Linked DNA regions of Mus musculus: region 2 is linked to region 1. A link is a loop called in an ENCODE intact Hi-C map of the cell type or tissue named here. Cell type or tissue: gastrocnemius. All regions are shown on one strand. Links, peaks and the distances in the headings refer to the core of each region. The heading gives the core; the rest is flanking DNA. Region 1 has its middle 7.2 kb from the start of Actrt3. Region 2 has its middle 11 kb from the start of Cldn11.

What was found. Peaks named below come from ENCODE experiments on the same cell type or tissue, not always from the same donor. Only the 100,000 strongest peaks of a DNase experiment are listed, where the experiment ranks them.
Region 2: it touches region 1 in a loop (6-fold over the local background); 24 of 42 quality-filtered maps call a loop at or near these places.

The regions. Positions count from the first base shown.
Region 1 is chr3:30,588,459-30,596,874 of GRCm38, forward strand. No RefSeq gene overlaps it. Among named protein-coding and RNA genes, the nearest start is that of Actrt3, 7.2 kb to the right of the region's middle. In gastrocnemius, for the core only: CTCF peaks have their summits at 4,031 (motif pointing right) and 5,463; DNase peaks (open chromatin) are centred at 4,152, 7,064 and 7,266; H3K4me3 peaks cover 1,311 bases; H3K27ac peaks cover 1,406 bases.
Region 2 is chr3:31,134,273-31,142,688 of GRCm38, forward strand. No RefSeq gene overlaps it. Among named protein-coding and RNA genes, the nearest start is that of Cldn11, 11 kb to the right of the region's middle. In gastrocnemius, for the core only: CTCF peaks have their summits at 4,383 (motif pointing left) and 4,954 (motif pointing left); DNase peaks (open chromatin) are centred at 4,375 and 4,962.

The DNA of each region.
Region 1 (8,416 bases), core at 347-8,346:
AAAACTTTGGTTAGTCCAAAGAGACTACCAACTAAGGATAAAGTAATGTTGCCTTTTTGTGCCCTATTAAGTGGTATTTTTACATTTTTGTCAGTTGCTTTTCTGTTTAAAATGACTCCTACGCATAGCTCAAGTGTCATCTAATGTTTATTCCTGAGCACACACACAAAAAAAGAGTATTCTTCAGGCACAAGTTAGCCTTGTTGGACTTGATGCTCCATGTGAGGGAATGGGGTTTTAAACAGAAACACTTGGCAGGTATTCACCCATTGACGAAAATACTGACAGAGGCCACCAGGAGCCTGGTGCTGTGTTTCTTCCAGAACAATGGTTCATTGTTTGCCATGTCGTTGTTGACAGAATGTATTGCACAAGAATTACAAACAAAAGTCAACTGTTTGTGAAAAACATATTGGGCTTTCCACCATCAAAACAATCATACCAAAAAAAAAAAAAAAAAAACCATGTAAAATATGGTGAGGTGTGAAGTGGACGCCTCTGGTTGTGTCGTGTGATGCAGACTCCCGTGGTATCTTACAAAGGCAACACCCACGTGAGGACACATGATGTGGAGAGAGTATAAATAGAATCCAACAGACAGTGATGGGACACTTGCATAGCTATCTTTGCAGTGCTTGGCTGGTCTCCAGTTTGTGATGATCTTTTACTTCATTGAGAGAGGCACAGCAGAGAACTTCTAGCATTACCGCTGACTCTCGCAGACTCTGTAAAGCCTAGTGGTTTCTGCTGGATCATGCTGCCATTGTTAATTTGTGTTTGGTGAAACTTTTGAACTGGATTGTTGGTATCCTGACACTACTGAACTGGCAAAGGAGATCGAAATCACCCCAAAGAACTACCTCTAAACAGATCCACATCCCTCTGTCCTATTTATCATATCTTCTCCCCTACCTTTAGACAGTGGGCTAGAAGGGGGTTGAAGCATTTGAGAACCCTTATTAAAGTAGGTTTAGGAAAAAAATCTAAGCCTACAGAGGTAGATGCAGAAAATAAACCAAGGATGCTTTCCATCATTAAAGAGAAAAAAGAAAAACATGTCGAAGACAATGGGGGGAGAAAGATGGACACAGGAAATAAATCAAGGATATACAAAGGTAGCATGGAGGTTGCTACCCTGAACCAGAAAATCATGGTAAAATTAGTGCTTGCTGTCTTTTCCAGGCTAAATAATACAGCCCACAACTCAACATAATAGACAGAGAGCTGGTCTAGAATTTGAAAGGCAAGTTTACTGGAGAGAAGGAAGAGGAGGAGGCAGAGGAGGAGGGAAATACAAAGCTTAGGCCCAGTCCTTTAATAACTGCCTTTACAAACTGATTTTAGATGATTAGACATAGGAGTTAAGGGCCAGATAGCAAATTCATGGTTCTGAGTTAATTGTTAGGGTGTTATCAAGATGTTTTGATTATAAATAGCTGAGAGTAGTTACAGGACAACAGTCCAGATTACTATACATAGATAGATCGTTTCCAAAAACATGATAAATCCACAGAATGTGACATGTAATGTTATTTAATCATTTGTTGTTGAGACATACCTGCTCCTGACAGCTCTCCATTCATGAATTCAAAGAAGAAACTGAGCACCTTACCAGGTGAGGTTGTACATTGTGGCAAGGTAGGCACTGAGTAAAAATTGCCTATTCACCTACAGAAAATTACTATCCAGAAAAAGGACACACTTTGCAGAATAGTCAACTAATTATCTCTGCCAAGACAAGGTAGCCAATCCTTCATATTCTGCATCACAAAGGTCTGCCAGGTGATCCCAGGCCAAACAGCCACAATGTGGTGCCCCAACATGTTGAAAATAGGGGTCTGTGTAGGTAGGCAGCTGTCTCTACAATTTGTTTCAGTTCTGGAAGCTGTGTTAGGCATCCTATATTTTCAGGTAGCTTTTATGTCACTCTTGGGATTCTGGTGGAATTGAAGACTAACCATAGACTCTTAACCAACCCAGGCTATTTTAGCATTGAGAGAATATATATTTGAGAAGATGGCTTTCAGATAATATACAAGCTAAATCAGGACATAATCGGTATAGAATTATAAGCCTTTTTTAAGTTAGAATAGTTGGCAGAGAGCTTTATTTAATTGACAAAATGATAGACTGAGTGTTAGGTGTATCTTAAACTTTATAAGTTACAGGATGGTAATAGTTGTGCTCAATTTATATCTGAGAGAAAAGATCCTTTTAATTGGACAAAGGGGGAGAATGTAGATTGCCATCTATAAGCAGGTGAGGGCAGGTGAAAGATAAGACTAGAGCCTGTGATTGGGCAGTGGAAAAGGAAGGTGGGCTGAGAGTTTTACAGACAGGACAGAAACAGAGATAGACAGGGGTGGGGAGGGGGAGGGAGAGGGGGAGGGGAGGGGAGGGGGAGGAGGGGAGAGGGAGAGGGAGGGAGGGGGAGGGGAGAGGGAGAGGGAGGGAGGGGGAGGGGAGAGGGAGAGGGAGGGAGGGGGAGGGGAGAGGGAGAGGGAGGGAGGGGGAGGGGAGAGGGAGAGGGAGGGAGGGGGAGGGAGGGAGGGGGGGGAGGAGGACGGAGGAGGATGATGGAAAGGAAAGACAGAACTTATAAGAGAGGAAGATGAGCCTGATTCATGTGGCTTAAAAGAGTCACAGGTAGCTATGGATATCATAGAAGAGCAATAGAGTAGCATAGGGCAATTTGCCCCATCTAGGAGTGCAGCTTGTGCTTATATCAATTGAGTTTTGAGTTCTTTGTGTGGGCATTTGGGGGGTTGAGAATTTACTGATATGAATCTGACTGGTAAATTACAAGCCTCTGGAATTTTCTTTATACAGGGCTCAGGGTTTAGAGTATGTTGTGGCAGACTAGCCAGAGGGAACTGATGTCTGGGAAGGCGTGTGTGTGCCCCCAGCTAACTGCCAGGAAATTGAGTGGACTGCCACGTGGGGATAGTCATGGGGGCTGGGAGACTGCTGCTGGTGGGAGAGTAACCAGTGATAGCATGGATTGTTTTTTAATAATTACACACTGGGTGGGGGGTGGGGGGGGAAAGAGGACAACAGTTCATTGAAATCCCTCCAAGCAGCCTTTTACATTCTAGAGCAATAGTAACATTTGAGCATAATTATCATCTACAATAGAGCAATAGGTGATGTGATGGATATTTTTAGTTGTCAACCTGATCATACAAGGAATTAACGAAAACATCTGTAAGGGATTCTTCCTTAATTAAATAAGTTGAACTTGAATGACCCACTTTTAATCTAGGTCTTTTGAGGTGGGAAGATCCATCTTTAACCTAGGCCACACCTTCTCTTGGCAGCCGTTTTAAAGGAAGTCCTCTCCCTGGCAAGTTCCTTCATTGGCATTGGAGCCTTCTTCACGATTCCACCTTATACCAAAGACCAGCTGAGACACCCAGCCTCATGGACTGAACAACTACTGGTTATTGAGTTATTGGGCCTTCTCTTGGTAGACAAACAATGTTGGACCACAGCCTGTAAGCCATTCTAATATACCCCTTTCCGGATGGAGAGAGACAGACAGACAGACAGAAAGAGACAGAGACAGAGACAGAGACAGATTGATTCTAGTTTTCTAGAGAACCCTCACTAATACAGGTAACATTTGTCATAATTATCATCTATAAACAGTTTTCATATATGTTGTTGGATGAATTCAATAGCCCTTTCTTACTCCAATATTATGTAGTAATTTTGCCAAAATGTTTGTAATTTTTCTTTGTAGTGCTTGTAAGACATTAGTTAAAGTGAAGTTTTTAAACCTAGGAAGTGGACTACAGTGGGCTTCTCTTAAAATTTAATTTTTTGTCCATGGTGGCCCATCCCTATAACCCTGTCCTCGAAAGGCTGAAGCAAGATCACAAGGCAAAATAAGCCTAGGTACATACTAAAACTATCTCAAACAAACCTTAAAAGGTTTGAAGTTTTTCTTCCTTCAACAAAAGCCATTCATAGCTTATGACTATCAAGGCCCAAAACTGGTAGGAATTTTCTAAGTGTGGAGACTCTAAATTACCACTAGATGGAGCAAGAGCAAAAGACATTTCTATTTGCAGTCCAGGAACTAGGCCGCTGTTTGGGGCTAATCTTAAAAGGACTTAATGGGAGACAGGCAGGAGGCTGAGGAGCTCAAGGCTAGCCTCAGGACTGGGAATGTTTGCTTAGCAAGCACTAAGCCCAGCACATCACGAACCTGGGCATGTACTGTGCACCTTTTAATATCAGCACTTAGGAAGCAGAGACTAAAGATCAAAGTTCAATGCCATTCCCCACTGATCAGCAAGTTTGAGGCCAGTCTGGACTACATGAGGCTCTCCAAAGGGGGAAGAGGGTTTAGGGGCCAGCCTAAGTGCAGCCAATTGCAATCCTGTTTGAGCTATAAACACAGTGAGTTCTAGACAAGCCTTGGCTACAGGCTGGGAGTAGCCTTCAGACCAGGGAGTCTGGCATAAACAGCAAGGTTTTCAGAGAGACTGCACTAAGGTAGACAGTGATTTGTTAAAACAGCAGCTTGTGTCTGAACACAGCACACTGGGCCAAACAGTTCCACGTGTGAGAGGTTTATTAGGAGAGAGAGGGAGGGAAGGAGAGAGGGAGGGAGGGAGGGAGGGAGAGAGTGAGAGAGAGAGAGAGAGAGAGAGAGGGAGAGGGAGAGAGAGAGAGAGGCAGAGGCAGAGAAAAAAGTTTAAAAAAAAAAAGAGGAGGAGCACAAAGAGTTGTTACTCGGAGAACATGTTCCAGTGACTGGTCAAGCTGGTACTAGAGCTTCGTTCCTCCCGTATCCACAGGTCTTCTCCACAAATGCTGGCAAATTCTCAATCCATTACACGGAGCCAGAATTTTAAAGCCTAAAAAGTAATTTCCATGTTTGTGTGTGTAATGCACAGGTGTGTATGGGTGTGTGTGAGTGCAGATGTCTGTTCTCACCTACTGTTGGCATCAGGACCTCCCAAACCTATGACTTAACATAGGGGACAGTTCGACCTACAGACCTGTTACCAAGACAACAGCTACCATATTCCCAGAGTCCACTTGGCTCACCTCCCACCTTTACCTGCCTTGCATCATTTTCCATATAAGTAAGGGGAACGCCCCTCCCTCCCTCCCTCTCTCTCTCTCTCTCTCTTCCCCTTCTCTTTCTGCCGTGTCTCTCTCTCTCTCTCTCTCTCTCTCTCTCTCTCTCTCTCTCTCCCTCCCTCCCTTCCTCCCCCTCTCTCTCCCAATAAACGTCTCACACGTGGAACTGTTTGGCCCAGTGTGCTGTGTTCAGACACAAGCCGCTATTTTAAAAAATCACTGTCTACCTTAGTGCAGTCTCTCTGGAACCTTGCTGTTTATGCCAGACTCCCTGATCTGAAGGCTTCCATTTGCCACCTCCATAAGAGCATGTGCAGCACTGTGCTGGGCTCATAGGTTTACACTACCATGTCCAGCCTCATGTGGGTGCTGCGGAGTAGAACTCAGGTCCTCAAACTTAAACAGCAAGTTTTTTTTACCCACTGAACCATCTCCCCATTCCCAGATTGTACACACACACACATACACTTTTTTTTTTTTTTTTTTTTTTTTTTTTTGGCTGGGTACTAAACTCAGCACCTTTAGCATTCTGGGCAAACTGTCTACCTCTTGAGCTAAAGCCCAACTCATTTCCCCCAGTCTTTTTAACAGTAACACTAAATACTAAAACAAAAATGTTAGCTGCAAGGGGCCTGTTTCAGGTGACTGAATTGCTATATGCATATAGCTCACAAAAGTACTGGACATATGCCTCTTCATTCTTCAGTGTTCTATACACAGGCGCTGGCTAGCACCTCAGAGAAGCATTGAGGAAGGCAAGGCACTGCATTGGCACGAGACATTCCCAAACATGGAACTACTCCTGAGGAATTGGTGGGCTAACAAGGACTGATACTCTTCTTTCCATGGGCATATTCTCATTTTCTTCTTCCTCCTCCTCCTCTTCCTCATTTTTTGTTTGTTTGGTTTTGGTTTTCAACACAGTATACCCTTGGCTGTCCTTTACAGATATCCACTTGCCTGCCTCCCAAACACTGGGATTAAAGTCATCCCTCCACCCCCTTACCCCCCCCCCATGCCCCCTCCCCCGCACAGATCCTTTCTTCTTTCTCTTTTTTGTTTTGTTTTGTTTTGTTTGTTTTTGTTTTTGATATATAGTTTCCTGGTGTCACCGTGGATGTCCTGGAAATCGCTCCGTAGACCAGGATGGCCTAGGAATCAAGAGATCCACCTGCCTCTGCCTCCAGAGTGTCTATCTCATTTTCTTTTCTGAAGAGACACCAGACTCAGTGTGTCAAGTGAAGGTAGGCAGGGGAAGTGGGCATACAGGTATCTCTCTAAACTTCTTTCTCAGATTCCATTTAATATTTTGCACCCAAAGACATAGAAAAGTAATGTTTTCATTGAGAAAATTACTAGATTTTCTAATTGTTTACAAAATATTCAACGACCTCATACACAAAAGAAAAAAAAATCTCCCATAGAATGGGAATACCAGTTGGTAAAGAGCTTATGAAACTCTAGGTTCAGGTCTCCGCACTACACAAGCCCAGTATGAAGGTCCACGCCTGTACCCCTACCTCCCCAACCCCAAGGACCTTATTGCTGCATAGCTAGTTCAGGTTACTACTACAAACAACTCCTACAAAACCCGCAGGGCAGAAACATGAATAGAATACAAAAATGGAGGCGGGGCGTGAAGGCTAAAAAACGCCCTTTGGCTGGCGACCCTGACTCGACGCCCGTTCTTTTGGGAGCACCGTGGGCACACGCACCGTGCTTAGCCCCATTCCTCAGGGTCGCAGGTTCTTGCGGTCCGCCGTGGAGCCGGGCATCTCCCCAGCGGGACACGGGGTTGAGAGAGCCGGGGTCCCGGTGCACTTCCCGCAGCTCAGGAGAGCCACCGAATGCGGGGACCAGTTCTGTTCCTGTCCTCGCGGCACTCGCCCGCCCGGCCTGGCCCCAGGCCCCGGCGCCCCGCGGCTGACAGAGCCAAGCTCTTCCCGGTGGCAGCGGAGTCCTAAGACCCCAGGCGGGCACCGGGCGGGGCGCCCGGGCGCCGCGGGCTCCGGGCAAACCTGGAGCGCCTGCGCGCGCTGACGTTTCTTGAGGCACGGGACCGGACCGCGCGGTGGCCCGTTGCAGGTCTGGACTTTCCTGGGACACTGGAAGTCAGCGAGAAAAACAGCGTGCGGAGGACAAAAGAACAGAATCCACAGCTAAAGCAAAGCAGGGTTAGACACAGGCCACACTGCCCGTGGCCCTTAATACCCCACAGCGCGCGCTGATTGGCTGAGTCCAGCATTCGCACTAGTGCTGCTATTCCTCCCTTCTCCCTTCTCCTCACTCCTCCTAGACCATCTCTTGCATAAATAAATAAAAAAGTCAATTAATTAATTAATCTATTTCTTGCTATGAGCACTGCGACACACACACACACACACACACCTCTGAAACTTGGCTTCTGGAATACATTACAGTCGAAACTAGGGATATTTTCAATTCCCCCAACCCTTTTTCTTTTTCATTTAAAAACTACATAAATTCCACCTTCGACCCAGTCCACTCCCACAGGGGAAGTGGCACAAATCTTTAATCCCAGAACTTGAGAGACAAAAGGCTGGCAGATCTCTTGTGAGTTCATCATGGCCAACCTGGCCTATGTATTGAGTTCCAGAAAGAAAAAGAAAAGAATTTCAAGGGTAGCTGACACAAGCCTATAATCCCAGCCTGTAGGGGGCTGAGGCAGGAGGTCAGCCGTGCAAGGTCACCACAAACTTTTTTAAAAATCCTCGTTTTTGCAGTTTTGTTTTCAGGCCGAATTCTGTGCCTGCTCTACCTGCCCGTCCTTTTCACAGCTCAGGTCCTTTCCCCTGCAGTTCTCTACAGGGTGGGAGGGCTTCTGATCAATTTGGTGTCTACATATCCACTAACAGAGGACCACCGAAGAAATGGAAGGGGAAAGAGATGGAAAGCAAAAACTCTCAGCCCCTTCCAAGAGCACTACTACTAACGGAGAAAGACAAACCGAAAGATACTACTGCACAAACTGACCCAGTGACTCATAGCTGTAGGATTCAAAGACAAAGTGGAGTCTAGACAACACTTGTGAAAACTATCCCAGAAGACAAAAACAGGGTCTGGGTGGACACCATGGAACCATGTAGAACCCGAGTGGTAGAAGGTAAGAGCAGATTTCTACTAATAAGTAAACAAACAAACAAACAAATAAGTGTTAATAACGAGCAAATGAGGAAACCCCTCATAAGTCAAGTGGTCACCCATTGTCCCATATAATGCTCTGGCTAGCACAAAGATGTCATCTGGACACTGTAGAGAATGTGTCATTTCAACTAGATGACATACTACTGCCTTTCTCAAG
Region 2 (8,416 bases), core at 224-8,223, 550 kb after region 1:
GAGGGGATAAGTCAGTTCCCACAAGATGGTGGCTTTGGGTTGGAGGCGATCTCACCATGAGGTGATCTGTCTACAGGCGAGGCTATTCCTGAGATGTCAGGTGAGTGGCAGTTCAGGACAGTGACTGGGAGGTTTAGGGGTCTGGACAGCACACTGTGAAAGATGCTGACTCAGTTCGTCTTATCTCTTGCACCCTGATGAGGCGGGGCAAGCAACAGGCTTTCAGACAGACACACCTTAGTGATTCACATGCCTACGAAGAGGCAAGCAGATGGCTGTCCCAGAGCAGCGAGGAGTACACGTCACAGATGCCAGGCCTGGAGACACTTTTGCTTACTGGTGAACCTGGGTGAGGAGTCACTGCCCACGAACAGAATTACTGTCTAAGTATCAGGTGTAAGATCGAAACAACCATTCTCAATACATTTCAAAGGTCTGTTCCTGCTCTGGTTTGAAAGAGGGAACTGGATTCTGGCTTCCATTCTGGGCAGAGGGATGGGCCCAATGTGAAAATTCTTCAGGACTTCCCTGTCATTTTGAAGGTGGTGTTTCCCACCCCAGCTGCGTAATCGTGTTTGCACAGCTGCTGCACAGTTTTCCCCATTTCGCAGAAAGTGCTGGCCTTGGCACGTTTTTGTTTGTTTCCTCGTTCCTGTGGGGAAACGTGTCTACAGCTTCCTACTCCACCATTTTGACCTCGGCTGCCCTGTTTAACAAAGCCTTGCTTGGTAACCTTGTCTCTCAAGTGATAGGTGCTCATTTTATTATGCTGCTGGTGACACTAACTCTGGAATGGTGAGAGAAAGGGACACACAGGACCAAATGTTAAGAGACAGATATTACAGAGGTTTCTTGCTATGAGAAAGAACCTTCAAGTCTCCCCCAACCCCTTAAAGAGACCATGGTAAGCTTACACATTAAAGCTGGAAATTTCTGTTGGGGACATGCAAAGGCCTGGATTTAATTCAGACAACAACGATTGCTTTGCTTTGGTCTGACATCCACACCGTGACTTAGAGACAGGAATGAGTCAGACAGGCCTCTGTCTTTTGGGAACTCCCAGACACCTGAACAAAGCCCCGTGGATGAGCTCAACCGCTCAGGTCTACACAGGGCAGCAGCACACAGGGGTGTCTCAGCAGAGAGGCTGGAAGCTACAGCTCAGGTCTACACAGGGCAGCAGCACACAGGGGTGTCTCAGCAGAGAGGCTGGAAGCTTCTCCATCAAGAGGAACTGAGCTTTCAAAGATGGGAGAGTCAGTAAGATTCAATACGCGTGGTCACTTCACACCCCGCCCCCAACCTCAAAGATGGGAAAGGAGAGGAACCTGTGAGTGATGGATGGATCTAGACAGAAGTTGCTGTGTGAGGATAGGGTAGGGGCTTGTGGGCCACATACAGCATTACACTTTCAATGAAAACATCTCATGTTGTCCAACAAAGAACTAAAACTCTGTATGTGTGTGTGTATGTGCATATGTGTATGAGTACATGCATAGTGTATGTTTGTGGGGTGTGTTTGCTCATACTTGTATATATGGAGGCCAGAGGCAGATGCTGGCTGCCTCTCTCTCTCTCTCTCCCTTGTGTTTGAGATAAGGTAGTTTCTCATGGAACCTGTTTAGACTAGACTGGCTGGCTATCAATCCCCCAGAATCTGTTAACTTTTTGCATGGGTGCTAAGATCTGAACACGGGTTCTCATGCTTGGACAGCAAAATTTCATCCACTGAACCATCCCCCAGCCTGGACGACATGTTTTGGTAGGAGAATTTACAAGGCTCTATGGTTAACACTTTAGAACTCATTAGGAAGAAGCAGGAAGGCCATTTTGTAGGAGAGTCTTGGGTCTTAAATGGCGGAACTAACGGGAAAATCCATTCCCTGCATGGCAGAGAGCTAAGAATGCAGCACTGAAGAAGCTTGGCAGCCTTGGTGAGGAGTGACCTAAGAGGTCGGCTGGGTGGCAGCCTTGGTGAGGAGTGATCCAAGAGGTCAGCTGGGTGGCAGCCTTGGTGTGGAGTGACCCAAGAGGTCAGCTGGGTTACAGCCTTGGTGAGGAGTGACCCAGGAGGTCGGCTGTGTGACAGCCTTGGTGAGGTGTGACCCAAGAGGTCGGCTGGGTGACAGCCTTGGTGAGGTGTGACCCAAGAGGTCAGCTGGGTGACAGCCTTGGTGAGGAGTGACCCAAGAGGTCGGCTGGGTGACAGCCTTGGTGAGGAGTGACCCAAGAGGTCGGCTGGGTGACAGCCTTGGTGTGGAGTGACCCAAGAGGTCGGCTGGGTGACAGCCTTGGTGAGGTGTGACCCAAGAGGTCGGCTAGGTGACAGCCTTGGTGAGGTGTGACCCAAGAGGTCGGCTGGGTGGCAGCCTTGGTGAGGAGTGACCCAAGAGGTCGGCTGGGTGGCAGCCTTGGTGAGGAGTGACCCAAGAGGTCGGCTGGGTGGCAGCCTTGGTGAGGTGTGACCCAAGAGGTCGGCTGGGTGACACCCAAGAGGTCAGCTGGGCAGCAACCTTGGTGAGGAGTGGCCCAACAGTTTAGCTGGATGACAGCCTTGGTGTGGAGTGACCCAAGAGGTCTGCTGGGTGACAGCCTTGGTACAGAGTGACCCAAGAGGTCTGATGGGTGTTGGCTGGGAGAGGGGTCTGCACAACTGAATTGTTTGCAATGTTGTGTCATGAAGGCCTTCTGGGAATCTTGTTTCCTTAGGTTTTTTGTTTTTGTTTTTACCGTTGTTGTTTTGTTTTGAGACAAGATCTTATTGTATAGCTTTGGCTGGTCTCAAATTCACCCTGTCTTCAGAGCTCTGGGATTAAACGTATGTGCCACTATGTTCTGCATATCCTTAGTTTGTTTGTTTGTTTGTTTGTTTGTTTATTATATGTAAGTACACTGTAGCTGTCTTCAGACACTCCAGAAGAGGGAGTCAGATCCCATTACAGATGGTTGTGAGCCACCATGTGGTTGCTGGGATTTGAACTCCGGTCCTTTGGAAGAGCAGTTGGGTGCTCTTACCCACTGAGCCATCTCACCAGCCCAGTATTTTTTTTTAAGTCCTATTTTACTTTTAGTTGCGTGTTTCTGTGTGTGAGTATGTGTACTCCATTTCAGTGTCTATGGTGTGGGATTCCTGTAGCTGGGGTTATAGGCAGGTGTGAGCTGCTGGACTTGGGTGCTGGGATCTGAACTCAGCAAGGGCAGCAAGTGTTCTTCACTGCTGAGCCGTGTCTCCAGCCCCATCCTCCAGTTTTGAACCATGTCTACCCTATTATGGAGGAAGACTGTAACGCAGTAGGGGTGACTGTTGGGCTGGGAAGATAGCCCAGCAGCAGACAACTTGCTTCTATGTCTAACCATCTAGGGTCCATCCCTAGCTGGGGAGGGGAATGATGGCTGCATGACATCTGAGGGTATGAGTCTCTCCTAGACTTACATGCTAACAAACATTGAACATTGTGTGTATGAATGTGTGTGTGATGTGTATATGGTGTGTGTGTACATGTGTGTATGTAGTCTATGTGTGTGTATATATAGTGTGTATGTGTATATGGTGTGTGTAAGTGATATGTATGTGTGTGTATGTATAGTCCATGTGTGTGTATATATGTGTGTACAGATAGTGTGTGTGTAGTGTGTATGTGTATATGGTGTGTGTGATAACATGTGTGTGGAAGCCAAGGGATACTCTATGAGAATCAATTCTCTCCTTTTACCATTATGCATCCAGGAATGAGGCACGGTGATGAGTATCTTTGCCCATGGAGCCATCTCATCAGTCCACAGACATTTACAAATGATTAAAGTATCTCACACTTAAATATTAAGAGAATTTCCTATTTATCAAGACACCTTATGTTTCTTATTAGCAAATGTCTAAGAAGCCCAAAAGAACCTGGCAGTGGTGGTGCATGCCTTTAATCCCAACGGTCTGCTTCCCAAGGAGAAAGAGGCAGGCAGGTCTCTGAGTTCAAGGTCAGCCTATTTGACAGAGTGAGTTACTGGACCGGCAGGGCTACCCGGAGAAACCCCGTTTGGAAAAACCAATGAAACGAAACAAAACAAACAAACAAACAACGACAACAACAACAAAACCCAGCAGCAGCAGCAACAATGGCAGTAGCAGCAAGAGAACAAAACACCCTAATCTCACTGCTCAAAGGAACTATTTGTTAAATTGTAGTATGTATTCTCCGAATATGTGTCGATGGATTTTAAAAAGTCCCCGATTGTACAGATGTATTGAAATTATTTTTAGTAGTGTGCACTTTGAATATGATAGTGTGGGCTGAGATAGCTCAGTGGGGAAGAGCGGCTGCTGCTGTTTCAGGCAGCAGGGTTCAGTTCCTTGCATTCAGGTCAGGAGGCTACAAGTTCCTGTAGCTCTAGTTCCGGAACTCTGGTGCCCTCTTCTGGCCTCCTTGGGCACCTGCACACATCTGTGCATACATGAACATAAGACGTACACAAATACACTTAAAATAAAAATAAGAGGATATTTTACAACATATCTAGTGTTTTTTTATTGGATATATTCTTTATTTACATTTCAAATGTTATCCCCTTTCCTGGTTTCCCCTCCGAGAACTCCCTATGCCCTCCTCTCAACATATCTAGTTCTTAATTGACCCTTTATTGAGATGTAAATCACAAAACCCATTAACTGATTTTTTTTTTTTTTTTTTTTTTTTTACAAATTTCTTAGATAATGTTACAGAAGTTGGGTCAAAAAATATGTGTATTTTAAATCTTTTGGCTCTAGCTTGTCCAACTACTCTGGAGAAGAGTTTGCCAGGGAAGCTGGTAATATTTTGTTAACACTTCTTTGCCTAAGTTATTTTATTTTATTTTTTTTCGAGACAGGGTTTCTCTGTGTAGCCCTGGCTGTCCTGGCTGCCTAAGTTATTTTAAAGTCGTTTTTAACTAGTAGCAATGGGAGTCTATGAGCGCCCTCTAGTGGCCAACTTAAGTTTTGCAAGGATTTTTCTTCTGTGGAATTAAGCTTGGCGTGTAAAATCTTCACAGAGAGCTATCTTGGCTGTTTAAAGGTCTTTTTCTCAGCCAGGCTTGGTGGTGCATGCCTTTAACTTAAGCACTTGCAAAGCAGAGGGAGGTGGATCTCTGATTTTGTGGCTAGCCTGGATCGAGTTCCGGGACAGTCAAGGCTACACAAAGAAATCCTGTGTCCAAAAATCAAAGTGAAGACCCTTTCTTGTAGTTGGAGCAATAAGGTGCTTTCATTTCAAACTCTGATTTTGTAGTGGGTAATGAAATATTTTAAATTTCTGTTGTGTCACATAAAAAAGTGCCCAATTTTGGGGCTGTAGCGAAAAGGGAAGTGGGGAACAAGGAAAAAAACAGTGCCCATTTTTAGTAACAAATTTAGAACCAACCAACTAACCTTTTGTTGAACTAGTACTTATTGATCACCCACTATGGTTTTACATATTATCTACTTCATGTTCGCACACACACACATACACACAGAGATACACATACATACACACATATGCAGACACACACAGACACACATGCACATACATACACACTAACACACACAGACACACATGCACATACACACACACACATGCACATACATACACACTAACATACACACAACACACATGCACATACATACACACATACTAACACACACAGATACACATGCACATACATACACACAGACACACATGCACATACATACACACTAACATACACACAGATACACATATACATACATACACACTAACACATACACACACAGACACATGCACATACATACACACTAACATGCACACAGATACACATATACATATATACACACTCACACATACACACACAGACACATGCACATACATACACACTAACATGCACACAGACACACTAACACATACATACACACTAACACACATACATATACACTAACACAAACACACAAACACACATGCACATACATACACACTCACGCAGACACATGCACATACATACACACACAGACACACATGCACATACATGCACACCCCCATGTGTTGTGATGAGGGAACAGCTCTCTTGGGTTGGTTCTCTCCTTCTATTTTATGGGCCCCATGATCAAACTCGGGTCATCAGGTTTGGCAGTGTGTGTCCTTACCTGCTGTACCATCTTGCAGGCCTAGTATCCACTTCTTCTTTTTAATTCATCTCCTTTTTAAAAAAAGATTTATTTATTTATCATATGTAAGTACACTGTAGCTGTCTTCAGACACCCCAGAAGAGGGCACCAGATCTCATCACGGATGGTTGTGAACCACCATGTGGTTGCTGGGATTTGAACTCAGGACCTTTGGAAAAGCAGACGGTGCTCTTAACCACTGAGCCATCTCTCCAGCCCTCATCTACTTCTTAATTGTCTTGTTTTGGAGGTGGTGTTCATGACAGGTTTCTAATAACCCTGCAGTAATGTCTCCTTGGTTCTTGGTGCCCAAGCACTCAAGATAACCTATTAAAGTAGAATAATGGTTTGCGTAAGAAACAGAAGGAAGAAGTTACAGACATGATGGGCCATGCCTGGAGTCCTAGTATAGAGAGTCTGAGAAAGGAGGATTGCCAGTTAGAAGCCAGCCTGGCTTACATAAGGAGACTCAATCCTGGAAAAAAGCAAAGCAAAGAAGATACAGAAAAAGCCATCAAAAGCCCCTCTTCCTATTCTTTAAAAACAGAACAGCTATGTAGTATTAATAACAGAATTTCTTGTTTCCAAAGACTTGTTTTTGTTTTAAGTTATGTGTGCCCATGGATGTGTGCACACGTGGGCAGGAGCATTAAACTTCCCCAGAGCTGGGTTACAGGAGGTTGTGAGTTCCCTGATAATGATGCTGGGAACAGAACTCAGGTGCCCTGCAAGAGCCGTAAGTGCTCTCACGCTGGGGCCAGCTCTCAGAGTGTATTCTTTCTAAATCACGCACGGAGTGAACTCCCCGGAGCATGTGATGCTTTGGTCACGCTATAACACATATGTTTTCAGTAAAAGGTTTAAAACTTGACCAACTGGCCATTGTACCAGTGTTCTGTGGAGCTAAGGACAATCCTTGTTCTTACTGCCTTTAGCTATGGGACCTAACGGTGGGACTTTTTGGATTGTTTTCTCATTTTTCTACCCAGGACTCACATACTTTATTGTTATCAGTTTCTCTAGGGACAAATCCCCTGGTCAATGGTCCATGCCCAAGTAGTTAGCCCTATACTTACGAGAATACAGGCGTGTATAGAAGATGGCATGAATCTGGGAGGAAGCTATTGGGGGAACATGGGAGGAATTGACAGAAGGAGCGGTAAGTATGATAAAAATGCATTGTGCTCGTGCATGATAAAACCTAAAAAAAATGACAATGAAGGCGTTTGAAGAAATGGTTTCACTGAAGCTGAAGGCCCAGAAATGAGGCTTTAAATATGTTCTGGTAGCTAAATAGCTGGTATAAAAATTGTTTGTTTACTTATTTTGAGACTGAATCTTGCTGTGTTGCCAGGACTAGTCGCACATTCCTGGGCTTGTGCCAGTTGATACTCAGGTCTACCTGGTGTCCAAGGCTGCAGGTGCAGAGGTCAAGTTCTAGATAGAGCAGTATGTGGAACTCACTCTGCCGATAGGTTTACAGAAGAAGCCATTGTCATCCCCAAATAAGCAAAGGGTTCTGAGTAAATGGTGAACAGTATCAATGTGTCTTCTGTTGGAAAGCTCTCTCTGTCTCAGGACAGCAGGTGAGTGACCGGGACCACAGAGGGTTGGAGTCTGCCATATACCCACTCCCTAAGGCAGCACTGATTCTGTCCCATGTCTGCACACAGTGTCTTCCTTTCCTTTTTTTTCTTTTTTTTTTTTTTAAAGATTTATTTATTTATTATATATCAGTACACTGTAGCTGTCTTCAGACACACCAGAAGAGGGCATCAGATCTCATTACGGTGGTTGTGAGCCACCATGTGGTTGCTGGGATTTGAACTTAGGACCTTCGGAAGAGCAGTCGGGTGCTCCTACCCACTGAGCCATCTCACCAGCCCCGTGTCTTCCTTTCCTAACGGGACCTGGAACATCGGAGTTTTGGCAATGTCTTTCTCTCTTTTTCTAATTTTTAGTGCTATTTGATCAGTATGTACTATTTAGTGTCCTCATAGGTGGCCTGTGCCACCATCTCAGGTTTCAGGGGAATCCCCCCCCCCCCCCAGACAAAATCCTGAACTCATGGTGGCATGTAACTTATTATATATATATAATTTATATATATATAAATTATATATATATATAATATATATATATTATTATATTATATTATATTATATATATTATATTATTATTATTATTATTATATATTATATATATATATTATATTATTATATTATATTATATATATATATTATATTATTTATATATATATAAATTATA